Linked DNA regions of Homo sapiens: region 1 is linked to region 2. Evidence: chromatin loops called from intact Hi-C (ENCODE). Cell type or tissue: heart right ventricle. All regions are shown on one strand. Each heading gives the region's core, and the rest is flanking DNA. Links, peaks and the distances in the headings are about the cores only.

Region 1 (2,911 bases), core at 90-2,589, 250 kb before region 2:
TGGGAAACACTCCAGACCTGATCACCTTTCTTCTTTAAAAGCATCCTCTTGCCAGCTGAACTGGGTGTGGTGCAGCTGCAAAGAGTGGTGTTAAATTAGTCTCATAAACTTCTGCAGGACAGCCATATTGGGAGTTATCCCACGATGCCACACAGTAGACTGGGTTGTGGCTGGCCGGCAGGCAGGTGCAGGATGTGGTCCCGGGGCTTGTCATCTGTCCCATTCATGTAAAATGTGCCTCTGCCTCCAATCTCCTTCCCCCATCCTCTGGCCTTGGCTGACAGTTTCTGATCCTAAATCAAAGATGCTCAGAAGAAAAGCCATCAGTAGATATCAAGCAAAGGATTTAGAAATATTTAGAATGCTAAAATGTCAGTGCTGGAAATTGCCTTAAAGATCATCCAGTTCAACCTCATTTCTTGGATAAGTAACGTGGGGTGATGTGGCATGCCCAGTGTCACACAGCTAGGTTCCGGTTTATTCCCTTGTTTCCTTACTGCTTCCCAGTCACTACTGGGAAATTCAAAATTCAACTTTCAGTGTGGGCAACTTAAATGGAGTCTGGAATACACTAGTTGATTCTGGTGCTCCACCACTTACCTAATAGAAAAATGAGAAAAATAAAGGCCCCCACCTCATAGAGCCAGTGATATTAAATAACTTAATCCGAACAATGTGTGGCGTGTGGTGAGAGCTCAGTGAAAGCCTCCATGGCCACTGTCATTCTCTCCTGACTGTTGGCAGGAGGCAAAGTGGTTCAGTGGAAAGAGCGCCAAATAAGTAGGAGTTAAGAAATGTCTGGCGCCAGCCATGTGACCTGAAAGAATCACTCACCTTCTCAAATCCTCAGTTTCCTCTGCCTTCCTCAGAGGAGGATTTTATGTATGTAAAAGTGTTTTGTTGCCGTACAACTCTATAGCAGTGCTCTTCAAACAGTAATGTGCACACAGATCACCTGGTGATCTTGTCAACGTGCAGATTCTGTTTCTGCAGGTCAAGTGTGAGCCCAAGATTCAGCATTTCTAACAAGCTCCCAGGAGATGCAGGTGATGCAGTCCAATGACTTCCCTCTGATGTGCTATATGACATAAGGGCAGCATTCTGATCACCAGGCAGACGGCAACCTCCAAACCCCTCAGATTGTCTTCTTGACTCCAGATGCAGCATTTGTAAAGCAGCGTGGGTAAATGACATGCTGCTCCTAAGGATTCTGCAAAAAGGGGACCTGAAAGTGGATCTATCTGGTACCTAGTGTCAAGGTCTCATGTATTAAGTTTAGCATTTGGTCTCCTAACAATCTCACACTTTGCTGAATACCATTTTGCAGATCTGGTGACTATCATGTCAGCATTCTAAAGCTCCTCCCCTAAGAGTTAGTTCTGGCTTATTGGCTGTTAACTCTTTCAGGCTACAGTTGAGCCAGGTACCAGAGGTTGGCAGGACAAGTGTGATGCCAGGGAAAGAGTGGATGATAAATTCGGCTCTAGGCTGGAAGCCAAATTATGTTTAAAACTGTTTCTGGCCCTCTTACAAGCGTTGGTGTGGCTGGGGCATGAGTGAAAATAGAGGCAACAGCACAATCTACCATAGCAGCCAGGAACACTGTGAACAACAGGAAAGAGATTTGAAAGTCTGTTCGTGTTCTAAGAGAATTGCAGAAATGTTAAGTGGCCACCGTAGCTGAGAGGACTTGCCAGCTCTAATTAGAAGTGGGCAGGTGATTGGGTGTTTGAAATTTTACTTTGGGTACTTCTGGAGAGTCAGGAAGTTAGGAGGGTTTGCATTCGAGAGTGATTTCTTTACCCAGGAGATGAGGCCAGAGATGGCCATAAGAAGATGTCAGAGTTTACTGCTGGCTGCCAGGTTCTTTCTCCAGTGAGAGCCTAGTGGATGGCAAAGGGTATGAAAGGAGGGAGTTGGGGCAGATAAATGACAACCGAAGCACGGAGGAGACCACTGGCAATTCTTACCTTTGCTTCAAGACTCGGCTCAACTGACATCTGCCCTCTCTTTTGCCTTCACCACCCCATGTTCCCCCATGCTGACCAGTCGGTCCCCTGAAGGCAGGCACGGTGCCTTCCATTCTCCTGTCCCCTACCTACATCACGGGCATGATCCCAGTAAATGTTTGGTTATGTGTTTCTGGAGTGAGAACAAAGGGCAGAGAAAAAGAGGAAGGGGAAGAAGGAAAAGGAAACCACAGAAGAAAGAAAAAGAAGAGAGGGGTTGAGAGACTCTTTGGGAAGCCAGCCTTTCAAGGTTCCAAGAATGTTTTCCAAAATCCTTCAAACCCAGGTCCTAGTAAATGGTTTGGCTTCATCACACATGCGCAGGAAAACTAAATGAGGGTCTGAGTCTGATTGACACTAGCCCTCTCCACAGCATCAGATGTGGCTGTGTGAGCTTAAACACAGGGAGGAGGGCCTGCCGTCTAGCTTCTAGCTTGGTGTTGATTCCCTGTGTGTTTAAAGCCAGGTGAGAGATGAAGCAGGCAGGGCACATGCCACAGCAGATGTTGTTCCCCCTTCCTGGGAGCCAAGGAGGCCTGACTCCTCAGCTGGTCACCTCTCCAGGAGAGGACGGAAGCCACAGGGCCCCAGGGTCTAGCTGATGCTGCATTCCCAAAACCTCCAACGAGGAGACTGTGTTATTTCAGCCATGCTTCGTTGGACGGCAAATATTTGAGCTGCTTTATGAGGATCTGGGACATTGCAGAGTCTTCAAATTCACAGCAAGCTGCCCCCACGTGAGAGTTAATTACTCATACCAGGCCCTGTTTGCAGCGCTGGCTGTGGAAATGGTTCCCAATCCTCAGTCACGTCTAAGCTGTGAGGGTGTGCTAAGACAAGGAAAAGCTCAGTTAAGGCTACATTTCCAAAAACTCTGGGGGCTATTTTGCCCCAAACTTCTT
Region 2 (2,911 bases), core at 286-2,785:
TTCCAGGAAGGAATTCTAGTTTAAGCCTGTATTACTGTCACTGCAGTTCCAGGACCCTCCCACTGCAGGTCCCTCTCTCCCAATTCCCTGGCATCTAGTCAGACCAGGAAGAGCAGGTGAGGGACCTCAAGGACTCCTCAATGCAGTGAGTGGGTGTTTGAAGCTTTAAGGCTAAAGCTGACTTATACGTACGTGAAGGAGTCCCTCTTTTTCTGACCATCTTCCTGGGCATGTGTCCTGCTGGCAAATCACCAATGCCAGCACTCTCTACCTCCCAACCCCGCCCCCTCCACCATGACACCTGGGCCATGACCCAAGCAGACATGCAGTAACAAGGCACAGTGTGGCTGGGCACGATGGCTCACACCTGTAATCCCAGCACTGTGGGAGGGTGAGGTGGGCAGATCACTTGAGGTCAGGAGTTCAAGACCAGCCTGGAGAGCATGGTGAAACCCCGTCTCTTCTAAAAATACAAATATTAGCCAGGTGTGGTGGCACGCACCTGTAATCCCAGCTACTCATAAGGCTGAGGCACAAGAATCACTTGAACCCAGGAGGCAGAGGTTGCAGTGAGCTGAGATTGCCCCACTGCACTCTAGCCTGAGCAACAGAGCGAGACTCGAAGGTCTTCAAAAAAACAAACAAACAAAAAAAAAAAAACAAGGCATGGTGTGGGGAAGAGAGCCACAGGATGGCATCAGAAGACCCATGCACTGGCTGTGGTTCTGACAAAGTGACACCAAAGGGCACATATGCTAGAAGGGTCCAGCCATAGAATCATAGAACCTGTGAATACCAGAAGCACCCAGAACATAGCAGTCCCCTCAAAGGAAGCTCTGAGATTCAAAGTGTGCTCCAAGATGATGTCCATGGCTCACCAATTCCCATGGAGAGTTAAAACTACCAAGGATGCTTTGGACACAAGAAAACAATCACTATGAAAGCAAGGACTCTAAGGGGACAACAAACTCCAAACTCAGTTGTTCCAGACAAGGGGTTTTTTTTTGTTTTGTTTTGTTTTGTTTAGAGACAGGATCTTGCTATATTGCCCAGGCTGGAATACAGTGTCTATTCATAGGCACAATCCCACTACTGATCAGGATGGGAGTTTCGACCTGCTCCATTTCTGACCTGGCCAGTTCATCTCTCCTTAGGCAATCTGGCAGTCCCCTGGGAGTCCCCAGGGAAGTCACCACACTGACGCTGAACTTAGTGCAGACACCTGATTGGCATAGTGCACTACAACAGCCCAGAACTCCCGGGCTCAAGTGATTCTCCTGCCTCTTGAGTACAGACCCAAATGATCGTTACAGTTTACATAAAGGCAGGGCCTGAAATAAAATTTTCAAAAAGCTAGATCTTTGGTACTCAACACTCTTTCCATCTAAAACCAGAACTAGAGGCCAGACCTGAGCAATACAAGGCTGTGTTCCAAAAACTGCCAATACTAGTACCATGTTCTTTGCCTCTGTCTTTCTCTGGCATAACCAAGATCAGCTCAGCCTGGCAGGGTTATGCTTGGTGAAGAGGGATACAGGCAATCGGGACTTGGTGCTCGTCCCCAAGGGCAGAATACTTCCTGGCTACTTGTGTTTGGTATGTCTTTGTTTTGGTTTAGCCCTGGCAATCTGGCAGGCAGTCGATTTCCAGGGGGAGCTCTGTCCACGGTATGGATGCCCCAGGCTTGAGGTCCTCATTCATTTTCATAAACAAAGCCCAGTTGCCACAGTGACTGGTGCTGCAAGCAGCTGCTAAATAACAGAGGTCACCCAGAGCTTTCTCTGGGTTCTACAGTCTGTTCCTAGGCTTCTGTGAACAGTGAGTGGGTCAACGGGAGCTGCAGTCATACCAGCCAGTACTTTATATGGGAGTCTGCCCCCTGAGGAGAAACTCCCAAGAAAGCTGCCAGATACACAAGTGATTTCAGGTGGGGTCCAATACCCCACCCCTGACAGATCTCGGTCTGGGGCACAGGAAGAATGAAGGGCATAAGGAGTAGCAACTTCCTCCTTGTGGCTTCAACAGTCCCCAGAGCAGTGAGAGGGCACAGGGTCAGAGCTTGGTGCAAAAGGAATGATCCTGGAAAAGTGAGTGTGGAGTTGGGCCAGTGCTGCTTCTGCACCCTGTGTGCCGATCAGACGCTTTCTCCCTGTCCCACTTAGGTGGGAAACGGCTCTCACCACCCCCATAGCAGGAAGCACAACACGCCTCCCACCCAGTACACACAGGTAAAAACTTCTGGACTGGAGTCCCAAAGGTCTCTTCAAGTTAGAAATCATCACCATTGTGTTTCCACCTCCCCAAGGCAAGCCTGTCCAAAGGCCACAAGATCTGCTAGACCTCACAAGCTGGGGCACAACCTGCACCATGCCCACCTGCCTGGGTTGTTCATTTGTTAAAACCAGTAATAGTTTGTCTTTTACTCTGCAAAGTACAGCTTCTGTCCTCAAGGTAGATCATTTCAGACAAAAACAATTTAAAAAAAAAAACTGCACTATAAGGCAGGTCCTCTTCGCTCTTGCAAAACCAAGTCACCTTGGCTAGAGCCCAAGGAAGCTGTAAAATAGAAGTGAGCATAAACGTCACTTAGTCTTTAGACTCATTCCCATGTTAACATGGAATAATAAACATTCTTCGACCCCAGTGCCAGTTCCAGAAATAAGTGATCATTTAAAACTTAAGCAAAATTAAGGTTTACCATTCCCAGAAACATATGCTTCTGTCTTTATCAACCATGAACCAACTAAACCACTACAAGGAAAGGAAAATGGAAATGAAAGGTCCCTAATTCGCAGTGTAACTCAAAGGTAAACCTGCAGATTTGGGTCAAACACGCAACCAGGACCCAAATGTTTTATACACAGGATTTTTTGTGTTATTTCCACCACTGTAGTTTATTACAGGCCAGAAG

What was found. Peaks named below come from ENCODE experiments on the same cell type or tissue, not always from the same donor. Only the 100,000 strongest peaks of a DNase experiment are listed, where the experiment ranks them.
Region 1: a loop joins it to region 2, with 1.9 times the contacts of the local background. A loop is called at or near these places in 2 of 110 quality-filtered maps.

Annotation. Positions count from the first base shown.
Region 1 is chr1:91,583,533-91,586,443 of GRCh38, forward strand. No RefSeq gene overlaps it. Among named protein-coding and RNA genes, the nearest start is that of CDC7, 84 kb to the left of the region's middle. In heart right ventricle, for the core only: no CTCF peak of the experiment used is centred there; a DNase peak (open chromatin) is centred at 1,556; H3K27ac peaks cover 2,301 bases.
Region 2 is chr1:91,828,749-91,831,659 of GRCh38, forward strand. The region is part of intron 2 of TGFBR3 (transforming growth factor beta receptor 3); the gene reads right to left. It also overlaps the pseudogene RN7SL653P. Among named protein-coding and RNA genes, the nearest start is that of TGFBR3, 56 kb to the right of the region's middle. In heart right ventricle, for the core only: a CTCF peak has its summit at 1,652; a DNase peak (open chromatin) is centred at 1,643; H3K27ac peaks cover 2,393 bases.